2 separate regions of the Homo sapiens genome follow, and region 1 is linked to region 2. Evidence: read pairs that join two places in POLR2A ChIA-PET (ENCODE). Cell type or tissue: HepG2. All regions are shown on one strand. Each heading gives the region's core, and the rest is flanking DNA. Links, peaks and the distances in the headings are about the cores only.

Region 1 (14,177 bases), core at 39-8,038, 83 kb before region 2:
CAGTATTGTAGCTAACAGGGTGATGGAGCGGAGGGAGGACACATGGTCCCTATCGTCAAAAGTGTGAGGAAGATTCTTAACCATCAGAGCGTTCTAAGGCTGACATAGTCGGGGAACTCCTGACCACGGAGAAGGATTTTGCCAATGGAGAGATTTGCCAATGTAAAGCTCATACATGGTACACAGAAACACGAAATAATGGGACCACGGCGATTTATCTGAAAGGATTTGCTCTGTAAGCCATGGGAAGGGCATTCCTGTGGACAGGGAGCTGCTTAGATGCCACACACACAAATCTCTTTATCACACAACCTGGCCACGAACCCAGGCCCTATAAACCCACAAACTGATAATCAGGTAAAGGAAAATCAGATTCAACCTCCTTTTTAAATAACCCAAGAGAAAAATCACCAACATCCCCCACCCACTAAATTCTCTGCTGAAAGACACGCAGACACCGGGACACTTCCTTCACACGCGTCTCTCCCTGTCAGAGTCCGCTACCCTCCATCCACCTCCACCTTCCCCACTACTGTCCCCTGGCATTTGCTGCGAGAATAAAAAGTTCACTGCATGAGCAGTTCAGGGTGTTTGGGAAAGCAGATGAAAATAAAGGCGCGAGAGCACTTGGAAATGATCATGGATAAAGAATCAAGCCCTACCCTACTCTCTTATTGAAGAAATATCTACCATATTCCCTTCACTCTCCAGCTCAGTTTTTAAAATATAATTATGTTTGTAAACAACATTAAAGTGGATTTATTTTGAAAAACTAATACAAACTATTAAGCTTGACAACTTGGAGATTAATAAATTAACCCATTCATTAAGGGTCTATGAGCACCTACTCTGTACCTGCCCGTGGGCGGACGAGATAACAAGAGACTCAAAAACTCACGAGTAACCACCCCAACGGCTGTGTGTGTGAAGGTTTCACCAGGAAGCAACATTCTCACGGGGCCTTTCTGAAGGACAAGAGTGTACGGGGTGGAGAAAAGGGGTGGAGGAATGCCGGGCAGGGCACGGCCGACAGGGACCAGGTATGGGAAGCTATTGGAGCCAGAGCTTGGGAGAGGGACCAGAATGTCGAATGTTTAGAGATTACAAAGTGAAAAATGGGCTGGAGTTCCCACACAAGCCGGGATTAGAGCGTTTGTGGACTCTAACCTGGGAATATAAGGCGCTCCAAGAGGGACAGGGCCACACCTCTGGTTCAAATTGCTAAACCTTCAGATACACAATAAATCTGTATTTACAGCAAGCGGCAATTTATGTATTTCAACATGCACACATTATCTGTAATTATTTCAGGTAAAAATGGTTTCCTCCTCTTTTGAAAATACTTCTTTTTACTACTAATTATCAATATTATAGGCGTGTTCTCAATATTAAAGACTAAAGGAAAAAAGTTATAGCTGGCAACTGCTTCCTCTAAAGATCCTACACAGCAAAGTTCAGACCTGTATGGCCATCCTCAACTACACTTTATATCAAACTGGTTTAAATCGAAAAAGGTCCACATCACAAAGAACCACAATCAATCAAATTAATTCACCTGCCCTCTATTCTAAGGAAAACTCCCCCCACTCCAGGTAAATTTCATTTGGCAAATTCTTAAAAATTAACTTCAAAGAACACATGTTCACCTCCCCAGTATTCCGAAAGTTCCACCACTTAATAAATCGTTAAGTTACTGTTCCAGACCCGGGTCCAATAAACCCAAATAGACTGAATTTCTCAGCACCCAACTTGTTTCTATCTTAATCCAGCAAGTTGCATCGAGTTGTCATTGTTCCTCCTTCCAAGGCGGAGGTGACAACGGTGCACATCATCCGCGAATACGTGGAAGGACAGACACACACCAGGGGACGCAGGGAGAGCGGATAAAGCACAAAGGGGACGCAGCGGCCGCGGGGTCGCCGGGCCACGGCCAGGGGCGCCGTCGGGGAGGAGGGTGGGCTGCAGGACGAGCTCGGGAGGGCTCCGAAATGCGCTCGGGCCAAAACAAAAACAAAAAGTTCAGCGCGGCAGTGGGAGCAGATTGGGCGAGACGGTTCACGGCTGCCCATTGGAGAAAAGGGAAAACAGAGTCCCCCAATCGCGAGCGGCGGGGCTGCTCCCCTCGTGCGGCCGCGGGCCCGGCCCCGACGCTGCCCGGCGGCCGCTACCGCTCCCTTCCGGCCGCGGCCACCACTGCAGGCCCCGCGCCGGCCCCGCACCGGCCCGGCCGCAGCCCCGCCCCCCGCGCCCGGCCGCTTGCGCCCGGCCCCGGCCCCACCCGCCCTGGCCCCGGAGCCCTGCGACCGGCCTGGGCCCGCGGTCCCCCACGTCCCTGCCCGCCCCGTCACCGAGGCCGCCCCCCGCACACCCTCGCCGGCGCCCGCCCCTCCCCCGACTCACCGCCTGCGCCGCCCCGCTCCTCCTCGGGGCGCGTCCCAGGCCCCGCTGCCCGGCCGCTGCGATGCGGGGCCGCGCCGCCGGGCCCCGCGTCCCAGTCCCCCCCAGAAAATTAATCACCAAAAATAATTCCAGAGAAAAATGGAGAGTAAAATCCAAGATGGCGGCGCGGGCCGCAGCACCGCTCGCTCCCTCCGCTGACGGGAAAAATGAGTCCCCGCAGCGTCCGAGCCCCCCGCCCCCAACCGGCCGCCGCCGCCGCCGTCGCGCCCCCCGCGCCCCCGGCCTCGGCTCGCTGCGCCCCCGGCGCCCGCCCCCGCGCCCCGCCACCCGGGGCCTCACCTCGCCTCGCGCACGGCCGCCCGTACGAAAACCGTCCGCCGGCTTCAGGACTCCGCGTCCCAGGTCCGTGCGCCGCGCGGTGCCGCCTCCGGTTCCCGGGCGTCCTCACCTCATCGCCCCGCTGCCCTGCCGCCCGCACCGCCGCCGCGTCGCCGCCCCCGGTGAGCCGCCTGGACCCCGCCCGGGCACGGTGGAAGGATACGAAAAGAAGGCCGCGGCCTCGACGGCGGAGGGACACCGTGCGGCGCAGCTGCCACAGTGTGCGCGCGCCTCCCGCCAGGCCCAGCCGCCGCGGCGCTTCCACGGGGCTCTGTGCGGGACGCGGGCACGCGCGGGGAGCGAGTTCTGTGCCGGGCGCTCCCGACGGCGGAGGGACAAAGGGCGATTCAGAGCGAGCCGTCGCCTCCCCTCGTGGCGGAGGGATTCGCGGCCGGCCGGTAGGCGGCTGGGATCCCTCCGCCCTCGCTGCCCTTTAAATCGCGGCTGAGGCGGCGTCGCCCGCGCCCCGCGGGCGCCACGTTAGGGTCCCCTGCGGCCCTTACGCGACCGCATTCCGGTCCCGGTCCCCGCGGGACCGCGGCAGCTGTCCCGGGCCCTGGGTCTTTGCACACCTGCCCCTACCAGGGACGGCTCTAGAGCCAGCCTCTCGGACTGCAGCCCTGGGGAAGGGGACCCCCCCCCCTCCCGCCGCGCGTCCCAGTTGCTCCGAGGGAGGTGGCCCCGGGCAGACGAGCGTTTTTGTTGTGGGAATGGGGGTCACTGGCAGCAGATGCACCCTAAGACCGTGTGGGCAGGCTGAGCGTTCCTGCGCGGAGCATGCGAGGGAGGAGGAGAGCGGGCGCGCCTTGGCCTGGCCCCCCGCGGGCCCCGCCGCCCCCAGCACCCACTATGTGCCCCGCGCCGTGCTCCGCTCCACTCCGGGTGTGCCCTGCGCGCTGGCCGTGCGATCCCTCCTCGGGGATCCCGGGCTGGCGGGGAGATCCTGAGGGACCGGGCCGCCTGCGAGCCGGGGAGCTGCGAAGCTTGCCTGGGCATCGATCTTGTAGTCCAGACAACAGAACGATGAGCGCGCTCCCGGCCCCTGCGGGGCTGCCCAGGGTCTCCGCGCATCCTCCCTCTCACGCGTCAGGACGACCCCCGGAGGTGGGGGCCATGTGGGTGCCACTTTACACCTAGGGAAACTGAGGCACAGGGAGTTCCGTGACCTCTATGACAACTAGTCAGGGCTTGAGCCAGAGCCCTCTTTCAGCATTCGGGTGAAAAATGCAGAATAAATCAGGAAGCGGGTGCGGAGGACCTCCAAGAAGTTGAGGTTGGCATAGGCGTGCACATGCCTGGAACTTGGTGCCGGCAGGTGCCCAAGGAAGCGCAGACCTGGAGTGTGAATTGGAGCGTGTTGGGGAAAGGGGGTGCCTAGGATATGGGCGGGTAGTGGGACCAGCCAGTGTCAAAGCCCTGGGAGGGGAGAGAGGCTGCCCTTGCCACAGAGAGGAGGCGGGCAGGGCAGGCAGCTCAGTCAGATGCCAGGAAGAGCCGCAGCCTGCCTTAGTTTTCCCCTGCGGCTCCAGGGCCATCATCCTCCACAAAGGATGATGAATCGAGGCTGTGGACGACCACCCAACACAAGAACTGGACTAAGTCCAAGTAACACTGACGCACAGCGCCTCCCTCGTTTGCCCTCATTCTCGACCTTGACTTTGGCTGGTAGACATGATGCTCATTACCGCCTTCCACAGAGGGAAACTGAGGCACGGTGACTCGCTGAGGGCACATGGCTGACGGAGGCAGAAGCGGGTCTCATCTTCAAAACAGAGCTCCTCCCACTGCCTTCACCTGCCCTATCAGCAGCTTCCTCCTTTTGGAGGCCGATTCGGGTGTGGGCGGTGGGCACAGCCCAAGCACTTCTCCTGTCTGCCCTTTCACTAAAAGCAGCGTCATCTGTGGCAGCAGAATCCACTCTGCCACGTTCGTCTTTGCAGACGCAACTAACAAATGATTGCTTTGGTGTTCTTGGTTTCTGGTTTATCAGAAACTTTCCAAGATTTTCGTAGTGCCTGGCTCCAAATACTCAACTTGCACCCCAGAAACACTGAGCCTGCCTTTGCCACCCACCACCACCGAATGCCTATGGGAGGCGAGCTCACTAGGGGAATACCATCTGCCTCTAAGTCGACCTTGGTCTCAGGTCCCAAGTCCAGCTATGCCTGAGCAGCCCTCCAGAGCCCCCAAAGCCGATGTCCTGCCCACTCCCAGCTTTCCAGAGCCCACCCCAGCATAGAGGTGCTCTCCATGTGCCCTTCAGGGTGAACGCCAAATCCTGAGTCCTGTGAAGCCCCCATACTTCCAAGATGCAGACACTTCCATGTGTTCACTGCCTGATGCCAAGTCAAGTGTTCTGGACATTTCCTTGCAAGGCTGGGCCCACAGCCTGGCAGGGATACAGATGAGCAAACCCAAGCCCAGCCTGCTCCCAGGCCCCCAGTTCTGTGTGCATTCCTCCCTCAATCCCCCTACGTTGCCAGCTGCTCTTCCAGCCTCAGCTGAGAGGCCCAGGGTGGGCCAGGGCTCCTGGCAGAGCTGAATTGGGGTTCAGGACCTTGGTGGAGCCATGCAGGGGGCTTGAGGCCTTTGGGGGTCCCCACTCAGGGAAGCCAGGGCTAGGCTGGGCTGAGAGCACAGCCCAGGAGAGCCCTTCCTAGGGAGACTCCCACAGGAGAGGCCAGTTGGAGGCTCCTCCTGCCAGCTGGCAGGGGAGGGAGAGCAGGAAGTAGGCAGCCAGGCACCTGCCCAGTCCTGTGTGTCAGGAGCCTTTGGCATTTACACTGGGAGAGCTCTAGGCACCCCAAAGTGGAAGAGCTGAGCCACAGAGGCTGGGGGGCCTCCCCAGCCTGGCCGGACCAAAAGGGATTAACAGCTCTAAAGAAAGACCGAGTCAGCGGAAGGGGCCCGGCTGGCCCCGGAAGCACCGTGAGGCTGGCCAGGAGTGCCAGCCTAGCCCGGAGCTGGCCTAGGAGTGGCACGCTTGCCAGGGCACTGACTGAGGCCATGGAGTCTATTTTGGTCTCTCTAGCAGGTCTGGCTCTGGTGTGTCCAGGGGCACTCCAGCCTAGTGCCACCCACCCTGCTATGCTCTCTCGCTCCCTTTCCTCGAGTGCCAGGTTCACTCAGTGACAGGATGGCAGGGATTCACTTGCTTTGATCCTGTGCTTACTGGGATGGCCCACAGGTCACGTTGACCCCAGAATTCCAGGCTGGAGGCAGGTTGCTTTTCATTGTAAAGCGATATGTTGGCTTTCGTGCTCCGCACATGCGTCTGCCCCAGTCCCCACCCCGCCCGGAAGCTAGGACTCCTCTGATGGGAGCAGGTGTCTGAAACCGGAGGGAGAGTGGGGCGTACCCGGCTTTCCCAGTGGCCCCTCTGGGCGGCTGGCGGGTTTCCTGGTCACATTCCTGAGCACCACTACCCCCGGCACCATTCTTGCTTTCCACCTGCCCCTCCACTGCCACTGTCCTTGAATAGAAGAAGAAACAGCCACTGAAGCCGGGCGTGGTGGCTCACGCCTGTAATCCCAGCGCTTTGGGAGGCCAAGGTGGGCATATCACCTGAGCTCAGGAGTTTGAGAACAATCTGGCCAACATGGTGAAACCCCGTCTCTACTAAAAATACAAAAATAACTGGACGTGGTGGCGCATGCCTGTAATCCCAGCTACTCAGGAGGCTGAGGCAGGAGAATGGCTTGAACCCGGAAGGTAGAAGTTGCAGTGAGCCGAGATCATGCCAGTACACTCCAGCCTGTTTTTTGAGACTCTGTCTCAAAAAAAAGAAAAAAGAAAAAGAAACAGCCACTGAAAGGTCAAGTGACACACACGAGACCCCTGGTCAACAGCAGCAAGACTGTACAGCAGCTGCCAACAGAGGTTGGCACGAGTCTGACCTGGGTTTGAATCCTAGCTCTGCAGTTTACCAGCCATGGGATTTGGGACAAATGATGTAGCCTGTCAGCCCACCATTCCTTTACCTGTGAAAATGTCCATTCCTTGGACCTGTCTTAGTAAGTTCCTCTATAGCTTTACAATTGTTTATGTGCTTCAGATGCTCAAATTCTCTCTCCAGCCTGGACTTCTCTGAACTTCAGACAACACTACTTCGATGCTTAATAGGCATTTCAAATATAACACGGCTAACCTGGGGGACACACGAAAGCAAAACCCTCTCCTCACACACCCTTCCACCTCTTCAAACAGGTACCGTTCCACCACTCAGGTCCAGGTCCAGGACATAGTTTTCTTTTTTTTTTTCTTTCTTTCTTTTTTTTTCTTTTTTTTTTTTTTTTTTTTTTTGAGACGGAGTTTCACTCTTGTCGCCCAGGCTGGAGTACAGTGGTGCACTGTCGGCTCACTGCCACCTCCACCTCCCAGGTTCAAGCAGTTCTCCTGCCTCAGCCTCCTGAGTAGCTGGGATTACAGGCGTGTGCCACCGCGCCCGGCTAACGTTTGTATTTTTAGTAGAGATGGAGTTTTGCCATGTTAGCTAGGCCAGTCTCGAACTCCTGATCTCAGGTGATCCGCCTGCCTTGGCCTCCCAAAGTGCTGGGATTACAGGCGTGAGCCTCCATGCCCGGCCAAGACCTAGTTTTCATTCTTCCTTTGTGGCTTCAGGGTTCTTTCTCCTTAGCACATACGACAGCTCTAGCATTCTGTATCTTTCAGTATTCATCCTAGGGCTGACTCTCCTTTTAGACTATCAGCTTCTCAAGGGCAGGGAGCTTTGTCTGTCTCATTCATTGCTGTGTCTTCAGCATCTGGAACCACCCCTGGGGACAGAGTGTTGAGGCTTCTATGCTTTTGCTGAAGGGAGGGAGGGAGGAAGAGGGAAAGATAATACTAACTTTCCAGGGTTGCTACAAGGATAAAGGGAGGTGCAAGGGGCTCTGTAATCACTCCCCAAATTCTGGGGGCTCAATCTTGCTTTGTTGACAAGGCTTCTCCACCACCCACCCCACAAGATGTGTAGCGTTCCAGCTCACGGGTGCCCTGGGGGTTGTGTGCTCAGCACCCACCTGGGGCAGTGGGACAGGCACCAAGAAAATTTCCCTGTCACTGAGGATGTTGTTCCTTTGGGATCCCATCACACACCTTTTCATCTCCCCTCCCCCAAATAAAACTCAGCCCTAACCAGCCCTCTCTAGAAGCAAACACAGAGAGGACTGACAGCAGCTGGCAAAGGTTTCCTCATGGGCACGGGGAGCTTTGTTTTTTTATTATTACTATTATTTTTTAATAATTTCTGGCCAGGTGTGGTGGTTCACACTTGTAATCCCAGCACTTTGAGAGGCCGAGGTGGGCGGATCACTTGAGGTCAGGAGTTTGAGACCAGCTTGGCCAACATGGAGAAACCCCCTCTCTACCAAAAATACAAAAACTAGCTAGGTGTGGTGGCATGTGCCTGTAGTTCCAGCTACTTGGGAGGCTGAGGCACAAGAATCGCTTGAACTCAGGAGGCAGAGGTTGCGGTGAACCGAGATCATGCCACTGCACTCCAGCCTGGGTGACAGAGCGAGACTCCATCTCAAAAAAAAAAAAAAGAAACAAAATCAAAAAAATGAGATGTTACAACTGAAGCAGTTTTGATTTAACCCATTATGGGTGATGTCCACTTGGGTTACCCGTCATGTGGTTTAGGGGTGTCCAGGCTTCCCCATCGTCAGGTCACTTGCTTGCCCATTGTCATAAATAAGTTTTCTGTGGAGAGGTTCACTGAGGGGATGTGAACATCATTCCTCACCACATTTTATATATATATACACACACACACACACACACACACACACACACACACATATATATATATATATTCTGGTATATATATATATATTCTGGTTTATATATATATATTCTGGTATATATATATATTCTGGTATATATATATTCTGGTATATATATATGTGTATATATATGTATATATATGTATATATATATGTGTATATATGTATATATGTATATATATATGTGTGTGTATATATGTATATATGTGTATATGTGTATATATATGTGTATATATATGTATATATGTATATATATATGTGTATATATATATATCAGAATGGATTTTTGGGTTCCTAGTTTTGTTCATTTGGTGTCTGTTCCTTCCTCTCTCCTCTTCTTCTTCCACCCTTTCTTTCTTCCTCTTCTCTTTCTCTATTTATTTCTCTCTTTCCCTCCCACTCTCTTTATTTCCTCCTTTACAGTTATTTGTGGTAGCTTTATTTATAGTAGCTGTAAACTGGAAACAACCCAAATGCCAACCACCAAAAGAATGGGTAGACAAATTGTGGTCTCTCCATGTGATAGAATCCTGTTCAGAAATAAAAAGGAACGGACCACTGTTACAAACACCATAGATGAATTTCAGAAACATTACATTGAGACAAAGACGTCAGAAACCATAGAGTAAAAATTGCTGGGTTCCAACAATGAGGTCGTGGAAGAGAAAAATCCCCTAATCTATGGTGATAGAAGTCCAAGGGGTCATTAGCTTCTGGCAGCTGGGATTGCCCATGAGGGGACATGAGAAACTGTGGTGAGATGGAAATCTCTGTTTCTGAGGGCTGATTGCCAGGGTGTGTATGTTGTGAAAATTCTCAAACTGTAAATCTAAGTTCTTTTTTTTTCTTTTCTTTGAGATAGAGTCTCACTCTTCCACCCAGGCTGGAATACAGTGGTGTGATCTCACTCCCTGCAGCCTCGACCTCTCTGGGCTTAGGTGATCCTCCCATTTCAGCCACCTCAGTAGCTGGGACTGCAGGCACTCACCACCACACCCAGCTAATTTTTTTTTTTTTTGGAGATGGTGTCTTGCTCTGTTGCCCAAGCTGGAGTGCAGTGGCACAATCTCAGCTCACTGCGACCTCTGCCTCCCAGGTTCAAGTGATCCTTCTGCCTCAGCCCCCCTAGTAGCTGGGATTACAGGTACGTGCCACCATGCCCGGCTAATTTTTATATTTTTAGTAGAGACGGGGTTTCGCCATGTTGTCCAGCCTGGTCTCAAACTCCTGACCTCAGATGATCCACCTGCCTCAGCCTTCCAAAGTGCTGGGATTACAGGCGTGAGCCACTGTGCCCAGCAACACCCAGCTAATTTTTTTGAAATTTTTTTGTAGAGATGGGGTTTCACCATGTTGTCCAGGCTGGTCTTGAACTCCTGAGCTCAAGCAATCCCCCCGCCTCGGCCTCCCAAAGCTCTGTGATTACAGGCGTGAGCCAAATCTAAAATCTGTGCAAATCACTGCTGCAAATTATGCACTCAAAAAAGAGGGAAATAATCTGGAGAAATGCTACTGCTCAATGAAAACTTCAGTTTTTCTATGACTTATCTTGACAAGCAAATTCTATAAAATAGTTTTTTCTCGGGTGTTTCCCAGACATTGCTTCTGAGAAGACCCAGGTTCATGGTACAGGTTCCAGGTTTAAGGTGCAGATGAGGAACCTGAAGAATCTTGTTCCTTCAGCCGAAGCACTGTTGGTGCCAATTATTGCTGCAGATATTTAAAGGGAGGAGGCGAGCTAGTCGTGGTGGCTCACGCCTGTAATCCCAGCACTTTGGGAGGCCGAGGCAGGTGGATCGCATGAGGCGAGGAGTTTGAGACCAGCCTGGCCAACATGGCGAAACCCCGACTCTACTAAAAAATACACACACACACACACACACACACACACACACACACACACACACACACAAACTAGCTAGGCATGGTGGTGTACACCTGTAATCCCAGCTACTCAGGAGGCTGATGCAGGAGAATTGCTTGAATCTGGGAGGCGGTGGTTGCAGCGAGCCGAGATCGCACCATTGGACTCCAGTCTGGGTGACAGAGTGAGACTCAGTCTCAATAAATAAATAAATAAATAAAAAAGGGAGGAAGAGAAACTGTCCCTGCTTCTAATAGACGTGCTGGAACCTTCTACCAGCATGCGAGCCTCCCTGCTGCAGGCCCCTCCAGTCACCTCCCAGCTGCTGCCTGGTCTGTGCTGATCTGGAAGCCTCCAGCCAATGCTGAGTTGACCTGGGTCTTCTCTGGCCGGGGTATGTGTGGTTTATGTGGAATCAGCCAATTTTGCTCTGTCTCATAATCATTCCCTTACATTACGCCTCATAGACACACTTTGGGGTATTGGCTTGTCCCTTGATAAATTCCAAGGGGTGGCATTTCCTGAGCCAAAAGTCCAGATGGTTTTCCTCTAGGGCATTCTGGGTGGCCATGCAGAGAGGGTGACTGGGGGCCTCAGCCCTGCATGCTCAGTGCACAGGGCTTCCCAGGCGGGGGCCATTAGAGACCTAGAAGCTCCCTCACCATGGGGACTGAGGGACTTAGGCTGTCTCTCCATATGGTGGTCAATGGGTGTCAACTTGACTGGGCCATGGGACACCCAGATAGCTGCGTAAACAAGATTTCTGGGCATGTCTGTGAGGGTGTCTCCGGAAGAGATTAGCCTTTGAATCGGGTGGACTGAGTCAAGCAGATGCCCGTCCCCCCCAGTGTGGGGGGCCTCATCCAACCCACTGGGGGCTCAAATAGAACACTAGGACTTCAACATATGAATTTGGGGAGGGGAGGGCACAAACATTCAGTCTATAGCAGAAAGGGAAAGGGGAGAGAAAGAGTAGAGTTTAATTTTTAAACCCTCCCTGGAAGTGAGAAAAATTAATTACAGCAAAGAAGAGAAAGCCAAGAGTTAAAATTCCAAATCTAAACAGGCTGCCAGGGGTTAGGCAGGGGAAGTGCTGGACACAGGGCCCGTGCTAGAAAAGCACAGTTATTGGCCGGGCACGGTGGCTCACGCCTGTAATCCCAGCACTTTGGGAAGCCGAGGAGGGTGGATCACGAGGTCAGGAGATCGAGACCATCCTGGCTAAAACGGTGAAATCCCATCTCTACTAAAAATACAAAAAATTAGCTGGGTGTGGTGGCGGGCACCTGTAGTCCCAGCTACTCGGGAGGCTGAGTCAGGAGAATGGCATGAACCTGGGAGGCGGAGGCGGAGGCGGAGGTTGCAGTGAGCCAAGATCACGCCCCTGCACTCTAGCCTGGCCAACAGTGCAAGAAAAAAACAAAACAAAACAGAAAAGCACAGTTATTGTGGCCACCCCATCAGGGGTTCTCTGACTCTCAAAACCAGGCCCTTTCCATGGGGACCAGTTGCTGCTGGGGGCAGGAGAGGCAGAAGTCCCTGGCCCCTGGCCTCTGGCCCCTGTTACACCTTCTGCCTCCTGTGTTTCCTTCTTATTCCTTCTGGGAACAGAGTTTCTAATAATAAAATATATCTTAAAGGCAAAGGTACTCCGGTAGGAGAGGGACCAGGGCTTGGTTCAGGCCTGCATTCTGCAAACAATTGCTTTCTTAATAAAAATAACAGGCCAGGCGAGGTGGCTCACACCTGTAATCCCAGCACTTTGGGAGGCCAAGGCGGGTGGATCACCTGAGGTCAGGAGTTGGTGACCAGCCTGACTAATATGGTGAAACCTCATCTCTACTAAAAATACAAAAATTAGCCAGGCGTGGTGATGCATGCCTGTAATCCCAGATACTCGGGAGGCTGAGGCAGGAGAATCACTTGAACCCGGGAGGCGGAGGTTGTGGTGAGCCGAGATCACGCCATTGCACTCCAGCCTGGGCAACAGGAGCAAAACTCTGTCTCAAAAAAAAAGAAAAAAGAAAAATAATAACGCCACACACACACATGTTCGTATTGTTTTTCACAACAGCCAAAAGGTGTACACAACCCAAGTGCCCATCAGTGGATGAGGCGTAAACAAAATACAATACACCCAAAGCATGGAAGAGTATTCAGCCTTAAAAAGGAAGGGAATTCCAACATGTGCTACAACGTGGAAGCATCTTGAGGACATTAGGCTGAGTGAAATGAGCCAGACATAGAGCACGAAACCGTGTGATTGCTCTTATGTGAGGTATGTAGGGTAGTCGTATTCACAGAAACAGAAAGTAGAATGGTGGGTGCCAGGGGCTGGGGAGGAGGAAATGGAGAGTTGTTTAATGGGGACAGTTTCAATTTTGTAAGATGAAAAGAGTTGTGTGGATAAAGTAATGATGACTGTAGCTCAACTATGTGAATGTGCTTAATACCACTGAACTATACACTTAAAAATGATTGAGGCCAGGCACGGTGGCTCATGCCTGTAATGCCAGCACTTTGGGAGGCAGAGACAGGCAGATCACTTGAGGTTAGGAGTTCCAGACCAGCCTGGCCAACATGATGAAACCCCATCTCTACTAAAAATACAAAAATTAGCTGGGCGTGGTGGCGGGCACCTGTAGTCTCAGCTACTCGAGAGACTGAAGTGGGAGAATCACTTGAACCTGGGGCGGGTGGAGGTTGCAGTGAGCCGAGATCACACCACTGCATGCCAGCCTGGGTGATAAAGTGAGACTCCATCTCAAAAAAAAAAAAAAAAAAAGACTGAGATGACAAATTTTACATTATGTGCATTTTCGCATAGTTTTTTTTTTTTAAAAAAACAAAACAGCAGCCAGTTCACTGAATTTCCACCATGTGCCATGACTGGGTAAGGCTCTGATAGAGAACATTGTGATCTGCATTTATAGATGGGGAAACTGAGGCTCGGAGTGGCTTACCCAGGGCCACACAGCCTTAGTGGCAGAGCTAGTGCGCTGACCCCTCTGTTGTGCGGCTGAGGTGTGAGAGTGCCCCCCGGCGCTGCATGAGCCGCCAGGGCTATGACTCCAACCTCCTTTGAAGGAGGACACTCTTAGAATCTCATCTGGGACCTCAATTTTTAGCATATTCTGTCCTCTTGTTGCAGAAGATGGGGTCCTTTTATTTTATTTTACTTTTTTGAGGGACGGAGTCTCACTCTGTTGGCCAGGCTGGAGTGCAGTGGTACCACCTCAGCTCACTGCAACCTCCACCCCCGCAGATTCAAGCAATTTTTGTATTTTTAGTGGAGATGGGGTTCCGCCACGTTGGCCAGGCTGGTCTCGAACTCCTAACCTCAGGCAATCCGCCCATCTCGGCCTCCCAAAGTGCTGAGATTATAGGCGTGAGCCGCCGAGCCCTGCCAGATGGGGTCCTTTTAAATGCTGTCCTGGGGGCTTTCTGGCCATTGCATTCTTTTGTGAGTTAAGAGTCGGCTGCTGAGTCTGCCGTCCAGTCTTTGGCGTCAGCTCACTACTGCCATGCTCTCCACCATCCTGGTGGCTACTGTTGCCTCCATGCCACTCAGGTGCAGGAGCAGCTCAGGCCCGTGCACCTTTCCCACCTATGTGCCACCTCAACACGTGAGCATCTTAGCATTGTGACGCTACAGCGGGCTGCAGCGATCGCCACTTTGCTCCTCAGCAGCAGGCACCCGGTGACCCTCTGGCTGGCAAATGAGCCCTTCTTAAGGGACTGCTTCCTAG
Region 2 (15,201 bases), core at 1,569-9,568:
ACTTCTTTTAAAAAAAGACAGACCTTGGCCAGGCCAGGTACAGTGGCTCATGCCTGTAATCTCAGCACTTTGGGAGGCCGAGGCAGGAGGATCACTTGAGGCCAGGAGTTCCAGACCAGGCAACATAGGGAGACTCCATCTCTACAAACAGTTTTTAAAAATTGCCACGTACGGTGGTGCATGCCTGTAGACCCAGCTACTTAGGAGACTGAGGCAGGAGGATTGCTTGAGCCCAGAAGGTTGAGGCTACAGTGAGCTGTGATCGTGCTGCTACACTCCAGCTGGGGCAAGAGAGACCCTGTCTTAAAAAAAAAACTAGCATACAGAGCTAGTTTTCTTTTTTCTTTTTCCTTTTTTTTTTTTTGAGACGGAGTCTCGCTCTGTGGCCCAGGCTGGAGTGCAGTGGCTGCCGATCTCCGCTCACTGCAAGCTCCGCCTCCCGGGTTCATGCCGTTCTCCTGCCTCAGCCTCCTGAGTAGCTGGGACTACAGGCGCCCGCCACCACGCCTGGCTAATTTTTTGTATTTTTAGTAGAGACAGAGTTTCACCATGTTAGCCAGGATGGTCTTGATCTCCTGACTTCGTGATCTGTGATCTGCCCACCTCGGCCTCCCAAAGTACTGGGATTACAGGCGTGAGCCACCGCGCCAGGCCATACAGAGCTAGTTTTCTAAGTATCCCATAAAAAGAACCAGAGCTTTTCTGAGAACTGATTGAGGCTAAGTCTAGGGCAGCAAAAATGTATCCTGGAGCTTCTTACAGTCACAGAAAGTAGGAAAGAAAAAGAAAAGACGGGCATGTTAAAATGGCATAGGAGGCCAGGTGTGGTGGCTCACGCCTGTAGTCCCAGCACTTTGGGAGGCCGAGGCGGGCAGATCACCTGAGGTCAGGAGTTTGAGACCAGCCTGGCCAACATAATAAAACCCCATCTCTACTAAAAATACAAAAAATTAGCCGGGCAAGGTGGTGGAGCGCCTATAATACCAGCTACTCAGGAGGCTGAGGCAGGAGAATTGCTTGAACCTGGGAGGCGGAGGTTGCAGGAAGCCAAGATCATGCCACTGCACTCAAACCTGGGTGACAGAGTGAGACTCGGTCTCAAAAAAAAAAAAAAAGGCATGGGAGCCAAATTTCAAGGGCTCCTAATGACCAAGGTCGGATGGAACAACTGACTAACAAAATAATGATAGGATTCAATTGCAACCCAAAGAATAAAACCAATATCCACAAATCCATGTTGGTATAAACAACTGAAACAAAATGAATAAGTGAGGAAGAAGCATATTAATAAAGGTTGAAGGAATGAGAGAAACAGAAAATTACCATTAGAACTCCACAGTAATACTTGCTATAAGCGAGATCCATAGATGAATGCTAAACTTAGTGAGCCGAAGTTAAAGCAGAAACAGGATATTTGCATAGTCTCAAAGTATTTCCCCTCAGACATTCAGTAATTAAAAAGGGAAAAATAGTAACTTTCTAGTGGAGAATCCTGGCAGACAGCACCTTCACGAAATGCTCCAGGTTAGGGTCTCCGGCGGTATAAACTGACATTACAAACCCTCTGATATGATGCATTGAGCTTGCACATCGAGGCGGTGGCACCCTCTCCAATAATGCATGACCTCGATCTAATCACAAAAAACTTCAGGCAAACCCAAACTGAGGGCGTTCTACAAAACAACCGGCCAGTATTTTTCAAAAGTATAAAAAAATGAAAGTCATGAAAGACAAAGAAAGACTGAGGAACTGTCACAGATTGGAAGACACCAAAGAGAAATGACAACTAAATATAATGTAGGATTCCGGATTGAACACTGGAAGAGAAAAGGGGAGCAGTAGAAGAACTGGTGAGATCTGAACAGCTTCTGCAGTTTAGTTAATAGCATTGTGCCCAGGTTGATTCTTAGATTTGACAATTGTTCTGTAGTTATGTAAGATGTTAACATAAGGAGAAACTGGGTTAACATAAGGGGGAAACAGGAACTCTCTGTACTATTTTTGCAAATCTTCTGTAAGTCAAAATTATCTCAAAATAGAAAGTTAAAAAAAAACACAAAAGAATGGCCATTTTCAAAGTAATCAAAAAATTCAACAGATGTCATATATACAAATAACAGCCAATTAGGAAATAATGACAAATGAAAAATATTTATTAACAAACAACCGGAAAACATGCAGAATATCTAGGAATACATTTTATAAGAAATAGCAGGATATCATGAAAAAAACTGTAAAATTCTGTTGATGCATTGAAAAAGGCTTGAATACATGAAAAGCTATATTGTGCTCTTGGATAGGAAGACCTAAGAGTCTAAGAGTCTCAATCCTTCAGAATTTTTTTTTTTTTTTCACAGAGTGTCACTCTGTCACCCAGGCTGGAGTACAGTGGCACGATCTCTGCTCATTGCAACCTCCACCTCCTGGATTCAAGCGATTCTCCTGCCTCAGCCTCCCAAGTAACTGGGATTATAGGTGCACGCCACGACCCCCGGCTAATTTTTGTATTATTATTATTATTTTTTTTTGAGATGGAGTCTCACTCTGTCGCCCAGGCTGGAGTGCAGTGGCGCGATCTTGGCTCACTGCAAGCTCCGCCTCCTGGGTTCACACCATTCTCCTGCCTCAGCCTCCTAAGTAGCTGAGACCACAGGCGCCCACCACCACGCCTGGCTAATTTTTTGTATTTTTAGGAGAGACGGGGTTGCACCGTGTTAGCCAGGATGGTCTCTATCTCCTGACCTCGTGATCCACCCACCTCGGCCTCCCAAAGTGCTGGGATTACAGGTGAGCCACTGCGCCTGGCAATTCTTGTATTTTTAGTAAAGACCGAGTTTCACCATGTTGGCCAGGCTGGTCTCAAACTCCCAACCTCAAGTGATCCACCTGCCTTGGCCTCGAAAAGTGTAGGGATTACAGGCGTGAGCCACCGTGCCCAGCCCTTTCCTAAGTTAATGTAAAAATTCAGTATTTTTCAACCAAAATCCAATAGGGCTTTTTCTGCAAGGGGAATTTGATAAAATGATTCTAAAATTTATCTGGAAGAATACAAATAGGAGACAGGCCAGAAAAATTCTAAGCAGCAGCACAATTTTAATGTTAAAATGGATTATGATAGATGATAGATGGCCATAATGATGTAGATGCCAACAGTCAGATCAATAGCATAGAATACAGACATGTCAAAGTGTCCATGGGATTTTAGTAAATGACAAAAAGTGGCATTTTAGGCCAGGCATGGTGGCTCATGCCTGTAATCCCAGCACTTTGGGAGTCCAAGGTGGGAGGATCGCTTGAACCCAGGAGTTTGAGATCAGCCTGGGCAACATAGTGAGACCTCTGTCAATACAAAAAGTAAAAAAAATTAGCCAGACTCACACTTTAGTCCCAACTACTCAGAAGGCTGAGTGGGGGGATTGCTTGAGCCCAGGTGTTTGAGGCTGCAGTGAGCTATGATCACTCCATTGTACTCCAGCCTGGGTGACAGAGTGAGGCCCTGTCTCTAAAAATAATAAAATAAAATAAAATAAAATAATGAAATAAAAAATATAAAATAAAATATAAAATAAAATAAATAAAATAAAATAATCTCTGCATATGTACCTAGAAAGAAAAAAGCCTGAAAGTAAATAAAAATGTTAATAGCAGTGAGATCTGAGCTGTGAAATTATATACGCTTTTTGTTCTTTGTCCTTTCTTTTATTTTCAAACTTTTCTGCAATAAGAATGTATTAATTTTATAAGCAGAATACAAATAAATTCCAGGCCAGGTGTGGTGGCTCACACCTGTAATCCCTCCACTTTGGGAGGCTGAGGCAGGAGGATTGCTTGAAGCTAGGGGTTCAAGACCAGCCTGGGCAACAAAGTGAGAACCCAGTCTCCACAAAAAATAGAAATAAAAATTAGCTAGGTATAGTTGGCGTGTGTCTGTAGTCCCAGCTACTCAGGAGGCTGAGGTAGGAGGATCATTTGGGCATAGGAAGTCGAGGCTGCAAGGAGCTATGATTGTGTCACCGCATTCCAGCCTGGGCAACAGAGTGAGACTCTATCTCTAAAGATAAATACATAAATACATACATACATACATACATACATTCCATTATCTTAATTAAAACCATAAGCACTGGCTTCTGTTTCTCCAACTTTCAGCCTCACCTTCAGCAACCTTACTGAAAGGAACACAGGGCTGTCCCAGGCCATTTGCACATTTCCTGGACACTTCCTCAGACCGAGCCCAGCTTATTGAGCTTATTGGGGCTGGCAAGGGGTGAGTGGGTGAGAATCCTGATTGCATCTCTTCTGCCCACAACTTATCCACCGCTGAGGGTCCTAAGCCACTAAGGAGAGTGTAGGCCAGGCCAACGGTGGAATTCTGCCCAGAACTTTTCTTCCAAGGAGATCCGGCAAACCTGACGGGGGTTGTTGGGGAGGGTAGGCCATCCCTGAGTGTCTATCGTCAGCCCCCACCCTGGCTGAGGGATGTGAGAGGGAGTTAACATGAACTCTCTTGACTCTACATAGGTGGCTCCAGCAGCAGTCTGTGCAGGACCCTGTGAGCAGAGCCGCAGGTGCATATCTCAGCTCCTGGCTCTGCAGCTGACGCAGGCTGTGGCCCCAGGCCAGGCGCTTCACCTCTCTGAGCCTCAGCTTTACAGAATGGGTTGGTTACAGAGCTACCTGCTGGGGTGCCTGGGTGCTCAGTGGCTAGCACAGATCTGCAGATGTCCAGTCTCTGATGTTGGCCAAGGGAAAATGTGCCCGCCTGTAAAATTGCAAGCAGACCAGGAAGCCTCGGTCCTGAGAAGCTGTCCCAGTCCTGAGAAGCTCACAGGCTGGGGGGACTCTCAGAAGCAATCATGCAGGGAAGTGCTCAGCAGAGGCAGAAACCCGGAGGACGGGCTGGGCAGAGCCTCACAGGGGCCCTGACTCTCAGCTGGGTGGAGAGGCAGGGCAAAGTATTCAGGGTACAGGGAGTGGCACTGCGAGGCACAGCGGCACGAGGGTGACAGCAGGCCCAGGGAGGGCTCAGCAGGAGGAAAGCTGGGCTGTGTTAAACCAGGAACAGGAGGAGGTGCGAATGCAGTCACCGGAAGCAGGTCCGATGAAGAGGCCTCGAAGTCCACCCCACAGAGTCAGGACTTAACTTTGCACACAATCTGCCAACTTGGGTGGCAGAAGTTATTCCCACGCAGCAGTGCCAGGCTTGGACGAGGACTCACCCAGGTGGTAATGAGGGCCCTCCTTCGAGCTCAGGCCAGGAAGCAGCAGCCCTGACCACCGCTGCTAACCCAGCCTGGGGCCCTCTGTGTCCAGTAATACTTCATATTTGCTACCCGGTCATCTTACTTAATTCCCAGCACAGCCAAGCTAGGCAGCTATCATTATTCCTGCTGGCACAGGTTAGAAAACTGAGGTCTCTGCTGGGTGCGGTGGCTCATGCCAGTAATCCCAGCACTTTGGGAGGCTGAGGCAGGAAGATCCGGTGAACTCAGGAGTTTGAGACCAGCCTGGGCAATACGGCGAAATCCCGTCTCTACAAAAAAATACAAAAATTAGCCGGCTGTGGTGACACATACCTGGGGTCCCAGCTACGCAGGAGGCTGAGCTGGGAGGATCACTTGAACCTGGGAGGCAGCAGTGAGCCAAGATCGTGCCACGGCACTCCAGTCTGGGCCACAGAGCAAGACCCTGTCTCAAAAAAAAAGGAAAAAAGGAAAAACAGGTTTCCAAGGGTTCAACAACCCGCCCAGGGCCATGCAGTGAGCGGGAAGAAGGGTGGAACCGTGTCCAGTGATCTCGGAGCCCACGTTCTTTCCCTTCATCTTAACAGCATCCAGTGTGTGCAGCTGCCACTCCCCTGGCCACGTCCATCTTCCACGTCCTCCCACGCAGCCCCCTCCGCCCTCCTCCCCGAGTTTCTTCTTCTTGGCCTGGGACGGATACTGAGCGCCGGAGAGAGCCCGGCCGGGCGGGACGCTGCTGCCCCCTCGTGGCCGCACGTGTTACCGCAGGCGGCCCATGGTGTCTGGGTCACTCTGGCCCTCCCGGGCTCAGCCTCTTCCAAGAACGGCCAGAGGGTTGTGTGGGGAGCAGTAATAACGAGGTTCTCAGCTCCACGCCCTGCTCGCCGAGGAACCTCGGTCAAGTCACTTGCCCTCGCCTCAGTTTTCCCCTCTGTCTAATGGACATACATTAAGACCTTGAAGGGCTATTAGGAGAACTTAATAGGCGAGTAGGGGCTCAGGGGTGCGCCTGGGGAACCTAGAAATGGGGCTTGAGAGAGCTCACGCTGCAGCTTCCGGCTCAGCGAGGGCAGCGAGAGGGCCTGTGATCTGTCCCTTTCCTTGTATGGTGAAAACAAAGTCCGGGTGCAAAGTCCGCTGCAGAGTTTGTTGACTTTGGGGCGAGGGCTCTGGCATCAAAGGCACTGCGTGCCCTGTCCACTGCTCCCGAGGCCGCCGCCCACTGTGATCTTTGCTCCAGTGGCCATGGGATTGTTTGAGAATTACCAACATGTAGGGAAAACCTGCGATCCTGGCCTGCAGAGGGAGGGGAGGACCCCTTTTGCCAGGCTCCCCCAAACATTGAGCTCTCAGCTTCACCAGCTGCACCCCATGGGGTCTTCTTTGCCAGCTTTGGCGAGGGTCTGTTCCTCACTGCGCCAATGCCCCGGCATGTGATCTTTGGGCTCAGTGCCAGGCCCAGCTATCCTGCTGGCACAGTAGGAAGCCAGAAAAGCCCCTACCCACTCCTGCTAGAGCCTAGGGGCTGCTGTTCCCTCTAGGACTCCACCAGGGAGCAGGAGGGGCCTTCACGGGGCTGGTGCAGACCTAAGACCTCCCACGCTTGCCCTCAGCCAGAGCCCTGAGACCCACACCCTCCTCTGCCACCTCCAGAAAAAGCCTCCGGTCCTGGGCACCTTTGATGACTTCCTTTCCCATCCGTGCTGCTGGAGATGTCTACACTAGGAACTCACTGGGATGGAGCTGTGTCCTGCAGGAAGGGCGGGGTGAGAGCCGGCCAGTGTCTGAGCTCCAGGAATGGCAAAGAGGAAGCTGCACAATATTTCCCAGGTCAGAGCCCTCCTTAGGGACATCCGCCGTCCCGATCTTGCCCCTACAGCCTCTCTACCTGAAAGTCCCTATCCCCCTCCACACTCCACCAACCAGCTGCCCCTGGTCCCAGACTTGGACGTCCCAAGTCCATGCACACCCCTGCCTCCCCTCGGAGCTCCCACCACAACTTGTGGATGGGCACAGTGGGCAGGGCCTGGAGGCCCCACCCTGCTGTGAAGCTGGAGGGAAGGGGCACGTGGAAGGGCAGTGCTGGATGCAAGGGACAGCTTGGGGACTGGAGGGGCTTGGGTGGAGGCTGCTGGGAGAGGAGTAGCAGCTCAGGGGGAGGCTGGAGGTGGCTCAAGGGGACAAAGGAGGGGCCCAGCGTGCTGAAGGCTGCAGAATCTAGAAGACAGATGCAGCGGGGAATGGCCTTAGCAGGAGGTGAGGGCGGGAGGCAGCCAGTGTAGACAGTGGGGTGGAGTCCTCAGTGTAGATGGCAGGGTGGAGTGCTCAGTGTAGACAGCAGGGTGGAGTGCTCAGTGTAGACGGGGGTGTAGAGTGCTCAGGGACCCTGAGGAAGAGCTGAAGGGGAAGGGCCAGTCTTTTTTTTTTTTTTTTTTTTGAGACAGAGTCTTGTTGCCCAGGCTGGAGTACAGTGGCGCAATCTCAGCTCACTGTAGCCTCCAGGTCATGGGTTCAAGCGATTCTCCTGCCTCAGCCTCCTGAGTAGCTGGGATTACAGGCACCCACCACCACACCTGGCTGATTTTTGTACTTTTAGTGGAGATGGGGTTTCACCATGTTGGCCAAGCTGGTCTCAAACTCCTAACCTCAAGTGATCCGCCCGCCTCAGCCTCCCAAAGTGCTGGGATTGCAGGCGCGAGCCATCGCGCTCCGCCTTTTTTTGTTTATTTGTTTGTTTGTTTGTTTTTTGAGACGGAGTCTTGTTCTGTTGCCAGGTTAGAGTGGAGTGGCGCGATCTTGGCTCACTGCAACCTCTTTCTCCCAGGTTCAAGCGATTCTCCTGCCTCAGCCTCCTAAGTAGCTAGCCACCATGCCCAGTTAATTTTTTTTTTTTCAGTAGATACAGGGTTTCACCATGCTGGCCAGGATGGTCTCAATCTCTTGACCTCATGATCCGCCCACCTTGGCCTCCCAAAGTGCTGGGAGCCACCCCAAAGTACAGGCATGAGCCACCGTGCCTGGCCAGGCCTTTGTTTTTAAGAAGGGAGAATCCCGTGGCGTTTACAAGCTGAGGAGATGGAGCTGGCCGAGGATGAGTGAGCTGGAGGGCTCTATGCAGGGGTGAGGGCCTGGAGGAGGACAAGGGAGGGGATTAGCCTGGGTTCAGATCCCAGCCTGGCCACTTCCTCGCTGCATGACCCTGGGCAGGGCCATCCCTGTTCTGGCCCTTGCTGTCTCTGGAATTGGTTTGGAGGAATCAGGGGCATTAAGGTGGGACATTCTGCCTCCATTTTGCTTCAAGTACTGAAGGCCTCAGACAGCAAAATAGATGCCCCTGCCCAGGACTCCAAGCTTCAGGGGGCCCCACTTCTGCCCCCATGTGGCCCAGGGGATATGCCCTCAGCACCCAAACCCTCTTTCCAGGCTTTGCACCAAGTACTTGGACCCCAAATTCCCTGCCCAAGCCGCAGAGGCCATACGGATGCCTCCCTCAGACCCACCACAGGGGGACCTCGCCCTTGGTGGGGGCCGGGGGAGGTCCATGGTCCAGCTCCTCTGTCACCGTGCTCCAGCACAGCACCTCAAGCAGTCCAGAAAGTTCTACATGGAGCCGCCTTCCAGGTGTTGTGGGATGTATCTGTCCAGCCAGGGAGATGGGGTGCTCTATTCCATCACTTGTTGGCTGATATATACATTTATTTTTTCTTTACAGTGACTATCCATTATTTTATTTTATTTTAATTAATTCATTAATTTATTTTTTTTTTATTTTTTTGAGAGAGAGTTTCGCTCTTGCTTTTGCCCAGGCTGGAGTGCAATGACGCGATCTCGGCTCATCACAACCTCTGCCTCTCGGGTTCAAGCAATTCTCCTGCCTCAGCCTCCCTAGTAGCTGGGATGACAGACGTGCACCACCACGTCTGGCTAATTTTTTTGTATTTTTGTTAGAGACAGGGTTACACCATGTTGGCCAGGCTGGTCTCAAACTCCTGGCCTCAGGTGATCCGCCTACCTTGGCCTCCCAAAATGTTGAGATTACAGATGTGAGCCATCCCTGTCAGGGCCACTGCACCCAGCCTCATAATTTTATTATCTAGATTCAAAATTTGTTAAGGTTTTGCTACCTTTGCCAGAAATGTAAATATTGAAGGTACATTGGGCTGAGTGCAGTGGCTCACGCCTGTGGTCCCAGCTACTTTGGGAGGCTGAGGCAGGAGGATTGCTTGAGCCCAGGAGGTTGAGGCTGCAGTGAGCTGTGATTGTGCCACTGCACTCCAGCCTGGGCAACAGAGCAAGACCCTGTCTCTAAAAAATAATAAATAAATAAAAATAAATGTGATGTTGCCAACAGCATGATGCTTTCCATGAGAGTTCAAAAGAGATCTCCTGAGAACATTCTGCCACAGAAACAGAATCATTTGTCACACCTGCAAAATACTAACAATTCTTATTTATTTATTTATTTTTTTTTTGAGATGGAGTTTCACTCTGTCGCCCAGGCTGGAGTGCAGTGGTGTGATCTCGGCTCACTGCAAGCTCCACCTCCCAGGTTCACACCATTCTTCTCCTGCCTCAGCCTCCCGAGTAGCTGGGACTACAGGCGCCCGCCACCATGCCTGGCTAATTTTTTTTGTATTTTTTAGTAGAGACGGGGCTTCACTGTGTTAGCCAGGATGGTCTCGATCTCCTGACCTCGTGATCCGCCTGCCTCGGCCTCCCAAAGTGCTGGGATTACAGGCGTGAGCCACCGCTCCCAGCCCACAATTCTTAATAGCATCAGATCTATTTTTAAGCAGGACATGATCAATCAGCCTATGTCTTTCATCTATTTTTGCCTGGAAAAATCCCTCTACCTTTTTGTAAATGGCATTGATGTGCTGAGGCATGGTTTAAGACTTGTGAGTGGGGCCAGGCACAGTGGCTCACGCCTGTAATCCCAGCACTTTGGGAGGCCAAGGCGGGCAGATCACTTGAGGTCAGGAGTTCAAGACCAGCCTGGCCATCTCATCTCTACTAGAAATACAAAAAATTAGCTGGGCGTGGTGGTGCCACCTGTAGTCCCAGCTACTCAGGAGGCTGAGGCAGGGGGATCACTTGAACCCAGAAGGCAGAGGTTGCAGTGAGCTAAGATGGCACCACTGTACTCCAGCCCTGATGACAGAGCAAGACTCCATCTCAAAAAAAAAAAAAAAAAAAAAAGACTTGTAAGTGACAAGCCCGGTCCTGGGGCCTGCTCTGTGTTCCTGTCCTGGGTTCCACCCATGCTTGCGGGGAGGGGGCCTGCAGAAGGAAACCTGACTCCACCAGCCCCAGAGTGACCAACTTGCTCCTGTTTGCTCCAGACTTTTGCAGTTTTATTCCTGAAAATGCCCCCTCAGTTCTAGGTAAACCAGGATGGTCGGTTGCCCTAGTTAGCCCACCATCCACCTTGAGAATCTAACAGCGGAGTGGGTGAGGCGGGAAGGAGAGAGAGGCTTGGGGACTTGTCCCTCTCTTGTTCATCTCAGGCCTGGCAAGAAAGGACATGTGTCCCCTGGAGATGGGTTGGGGGCATGACACACATGTCTGGTGTTTGCTCTGATCAAAGGCAAGGCTGTGGCTGCAGCTGTCTGGCGGGCCGTGGCGCTGAACAGGTGGCCTCGCTGGCACAAGCTGCCCTTCCCAGATGATCAGGAAAAGGTGTGTTCCCGGGGACCAGATGCTTCTGAGCAATGTCCAAGGTGCCCACAAGAGCCTGTGAGGGATGACTCAGCACTGGGAATCCATAAACCCACAAGGCCCCAGAGCCAGGTCATGGGGTGCTGGGCCTCCTGGGATGGCCTTTCCTACTCCCTCTGTTCCTCCTTGAGGAGCGGAGGCAGCTGAGGTGGGAGGAACACGTGCAGAAAGAGAGAAGGAGCTGGCCTGGCCTTTCTCCATGGTGGCAAAGATGCAGCTTTAAATAAACTTAAGTTATTTATGTATTTATTTATTTATTTATTGAGACAGGATCTTGCTCTGTTGCCCAAGCTGGACTGCAGTGATGTGATCACAGCTCACTGCAGCCTCAACCTCCTGGGTTCAAGTGATCCTCTTGCCTCAGCCTCCCGATTAGCTGGTTAAATGATTGTGACCAAAATGCTGACAGTGATATGGACAAGCCAAGGCCAGGGTGATGAGTCTCAGATGGAAATGAGGAACTTATTGGGAACTGGAGCAAAGGTCACTTTCGTTATGCCTTAGCAAATAATTTGGCTGTATTATTTTCATGCCCTAGGGATCTGTTGAAGTTTGAACATAAGAGGGATGACCCAGGACATCTGGGGGAAGACATTTCTTCCCTTCCTCCTTCCTTCCTTCCTTTCGAGATCAAATCTTATTCTGTCACCAGGCTGGAGTGCAGTGGCATGATCTGGGCTCACTGCAACCTCTGCCTCCCAGGTTCAAGTAATTCTCCTGCCTCAGCCTCTCCAGTAGCTGGGACTACAGGTCTGCGCCACCACACCAAGCTAATTTTTTTGTATTTTTAGTAGAGATGGGTTTCACCATGTTGACCAGGATGGTCTCGATCTCCTGATCTCGTGATCTGCCCACCTAGGCCTCCCAAAGTGCTGGGATTACAGGTGTGAGCCACCAAGCGTGGCCATAAATTTTGAAGCAGCAAAGCATTCAAGATGTGGCCCAGCTTCTTTGAATTCCCTATGCTCAAATGCAGGAGCAAATAAATGAATTAAAGTTAGAAGTTATATTTAAAGGTAAAACAGAGCATAAAAGTTTGGAAAATTTGCAGCCTGGCCATGTGACAAAGAAAGAAAAAGCTTTTTCAGGAGAGGAGTTCAAGCCGGCAGTGGAGTAACCTCTTGCTAGAGGATTTGCATAACTAAAAAGGAGCCGACTGCCAATAACTGAGACAATAGGAAATAGGCCTCAGAGGCAAAAAGGCCTCAAAGGCATTTCAGAGATCTTCCACAACCCTCCCATCACAGGCCCAGAGGATGAGGAGGAAAGAATGGTTTCATTGTCCAGGCACAGGGCCCTGCTGCTCTGCACAGCCTCAGGACACTGCTCCCTGCCTGCATCTAGACTGTTCCAGCTCCAGCCTTGGCTCAAAGGGCCATAGTCACAGCTCAGGCTGCTGCTTCAGAGGGTTCCAGCCATACACCTTGGCAGCTTCCATGTGGTGTTAAGCCTGTAGGTGTGCAGAGTGCAAGAGTGAAGGAAGCTTGACACCATCCACCTAGATGTCAGAGGATGTATGAGAAAGCCTGGGAGCCCAGGAAGAAGGCTGCTGCAGGGGCAGAGCCTTCCCATTGGAGGGGAAATGTGGGGTTGGAGGCCCCACATAGAGTCCCCACTGGGACAATGCCTAGTGGAGCTGCGGGACGGGGCCGCCACCATCCACACCCCAGAATGGTAGATCACCAGCAGCTTGCACCCTGCACCTGGAAAAGCCGCAGGCCCTCATCTCCAATCTGTAAGAGCAGCCATGGGGACTGAATTCTGCAAAGCCGCAGGAATAGAGCTGCCCAAGGCCTTGGGAGCCTGCCCCTTGCACCAGTGTGCCCTGGCTATGGGACATGGAGTTTAAGGAGGTTATTTTGGAGCTTTAAGATTGAATGATTGCTCTGCTGGGTTTTGGACTTGCTTGGGGCCTATAGCCCCTTTCTTTTGACAGATTTCTCCCTTTTGGAACAGGAATGTTTACCTAATGCCTATGCCCCCATTGTATCTCAGCAGTAAATAACTGTTTTCATTTTTACAGTCTTGTAGGTGAAAGGAACTCATCTTCAGATGAGACGTTGGACTTGGGAATGGGATTTTTGAGTTAATGCTGGGATGAGTTAAGACTTTGGGGGGCTACTGGGAAGGCATGACTATATTTTGCAATGTGAGAAGAACATGAGATCTGGGGGGCCAGGGGTGGAATGATATAGTTTGGATATTTGTCCCCCCAAACCTCATGTTGAACTGTAATTCCCAATGTTGGGGGTGGGGCCTAGTGGGAGGTTTGGGTCATGGGGGCAGACCCCTCGTGGCTTGGTGCTGTCCTTGCAATGGTGAGTTCTCGTGAGATCTGCTCATTTAAAAGTGTGCACACCTCCCTGCTCTCTCTCTCTCTCGCTCCTGCTTTTGCTGTGTGATGCACCTGCTCTGGCTCTGCCTTCCACGATGAGTAAAACTCCCTGAAGCCTTCCCAGCAACCAAGCAGATGCCGGCACCATGCTTGTACAGCCTGCAGAACCGGGAGCCAGTTAACCCCTTTCTTTATAAACTACCCAGTCTCAGGTGTTTATTTGTTTTTTATTTATTTTGAGACAGGGTTTCTCTCTTGTCTCCCAGGCTGGAGTGCAGTGGCACAATCTTGGCTCACTACAACCTCCTCCTCCCGGGCGCAAGTGATTCTCCTGCCTCAGCCTCCTGAGTAGCTGGGACTACAGATGCACGCCACCATGCCTGGCTAATTTTCATATTTTCAGTAGAAATGGGGTTTCACCATGTTGTCCAGGCTGGTCTTGAACTCCTGACCTCAAGTGATCCACTCACCTTGGCCTCCCAAAGTGCTGGGATTACAGGCGTGAGCCACCATGCCCGGCCTCAGGTATTTCTTTATAGTAATACAAGAATGGCCTAACACACTGCACAAGCCACTACCTCTCTGACTTCAGTTTCCTTTTCTGTAAGATGGGTTTGTGAAGATTAGGTACTGTATTAGTTTCCTGTGGCTGCCATAACAAATTACCACAAATCTGGTGGCTTAAAACAACAGCAGTTGATTATCTCACAGTGCTGGAGGCCAGAAGTCTGAGGTGGAGGTGTTGGCAGGGCTGTGCTCCGTCTGGAGGCTCTAGGGGAGGCTTCTTCCTACCTCTTGCAACTTCTGGGGCTCCAGGTATTCCTTGGCTTGTGGCTGCATGGCTCCAACCTCTGCCTCATCTTCACATGGCCTTTTTTCCTTCACTCTCCTCTTCTGTCTCAGATCTCTGTCTGCTTTTCTTTTCTTTTATGAGACAGAGTTTCACTTTTCTCCCTCAGGCTGGAGTGCAGTGGCGCGATCTTGGCTCACTGCAACCTCCGCCTCCCAGGTGCAAGCCATTCTCCTGCCTCAGCTTCCTGAGTAGCTGGGATTATAGGCACCCGCCACCATGCCTTGCTAATTTTTGTATTTTTAGTAGAGATGGGATTTCATCATGTTGGCCAGGCTGCTCTCGAACTCATGACCTTAGGTGATCCACCCACCTCGGCCTCTCAAAGTGCTGGGATTACAGGCTTGAGCCACTGTGCCCAGCCTCTGCTTTTCTTTTCTAAGGACCATTTGTCCTTGGATGCAGGGTCCACCTGGATAATCCACGATGAGCTCCTCATCTCAAGATCTCTAACTTAATGACACCCGGGAAGACCCTTTTCCTAACTTGGTTAACATTCACAGGTCCCAGGGATTAGGATGTAGATACATCTTTTTGAAGGCCACTGTTCAATCCACTGTATGTGTCTTTAAAACACTTATAAATGAGAATGAAGCCTGAATGTCAACTCCTTCATCTGCAGTGAAAAAATAAGACTGCTCTGTGGACCAGACTACTTAGTTTTATTTTTCACTGCAGATTATTTTTCACTACTCATGTGGGCCTGCCCAGGGCATTCTTTCCCAGGAGGCAAGTTATGTGGCAAGCAAAATGATCAGGAGAGTCAAACAAACAGCTGCAGAAACGGATGGACGATGACTGTCAGAAGGAGGAGAGAAGTGGAGGGTGACAGCCGAGGTGAGTGCCTGGCTCATTCATCCTCACTCCCTCTCTTGAATCCATGTTAATCACAATTTACATGAATGCAGTGCTTTAAAATTAAGGTATATAGAGAAACCCCATCTCTACTAAAAATACAAAATTAGCCGGGTGTGGTGGCGCATGCCTGTAATCCCAGCTACTCGGGAGGCTGAGGCAGGAGAATTGCTTGAACCCGGGAGGTGGAGGTTGCAGTG

The links. Peaks named below come from ENCODE experiments on the same cell type or tissue, not always from the same donor. Only the 100,000 strongest peaks of a DNase experiment are listed, where the experiment ranks them.
Region 1: POLR2A ChIA-PET joins it to region 2 with 50 read pairs; 11 of 35 experiments call an interaction of 5 or more read pairs at or near these places.

Annotation. Positions count from the first base shown.
Region 1 is chr11:68,210,738-68,224,914 of GRCh38, forward strand. KMT5B (lysine methyltransferase 5B) reads right to left here and starts at 2,559. Exons shown (of 11, transcript NM_017635.5): 1 at 2,401-2,559. RefSeq lists silencers at 1,796-2,265, 2,851-3,290, 3,401-3,540, 4,725-5,019 and an enhancer at 3,237-3,939. In HepG2, for the core only: a CTCF peak has its summit at 2,168 (motif pointing left); DNase peaks (open chromatin) are centred at 2,084, 3,044 and 6,032; H3K4me3 peaks cover 4,252 bases.
Region 2 is chr11:68,291,926-68,307,126 of GRCh38, forward strand. It overlaps a transcript of LRP5 not described here. Among named protein-coding and RNA genes, the nearest start is that of LRP5, 13 kb to the right of the region's middle. RefSeq lists enhancers at 6,816-7,563, 8,313-9,060. In HepG2, for the core only: CTCF peaks have their summits at 5,983 (motif pointing left) and 8,636 (motif pointing left); DNase peaks (open chromatin) are centred at 6,396, 6,986 and 7,246; H3K4me3 peaks cover 2,100 bases.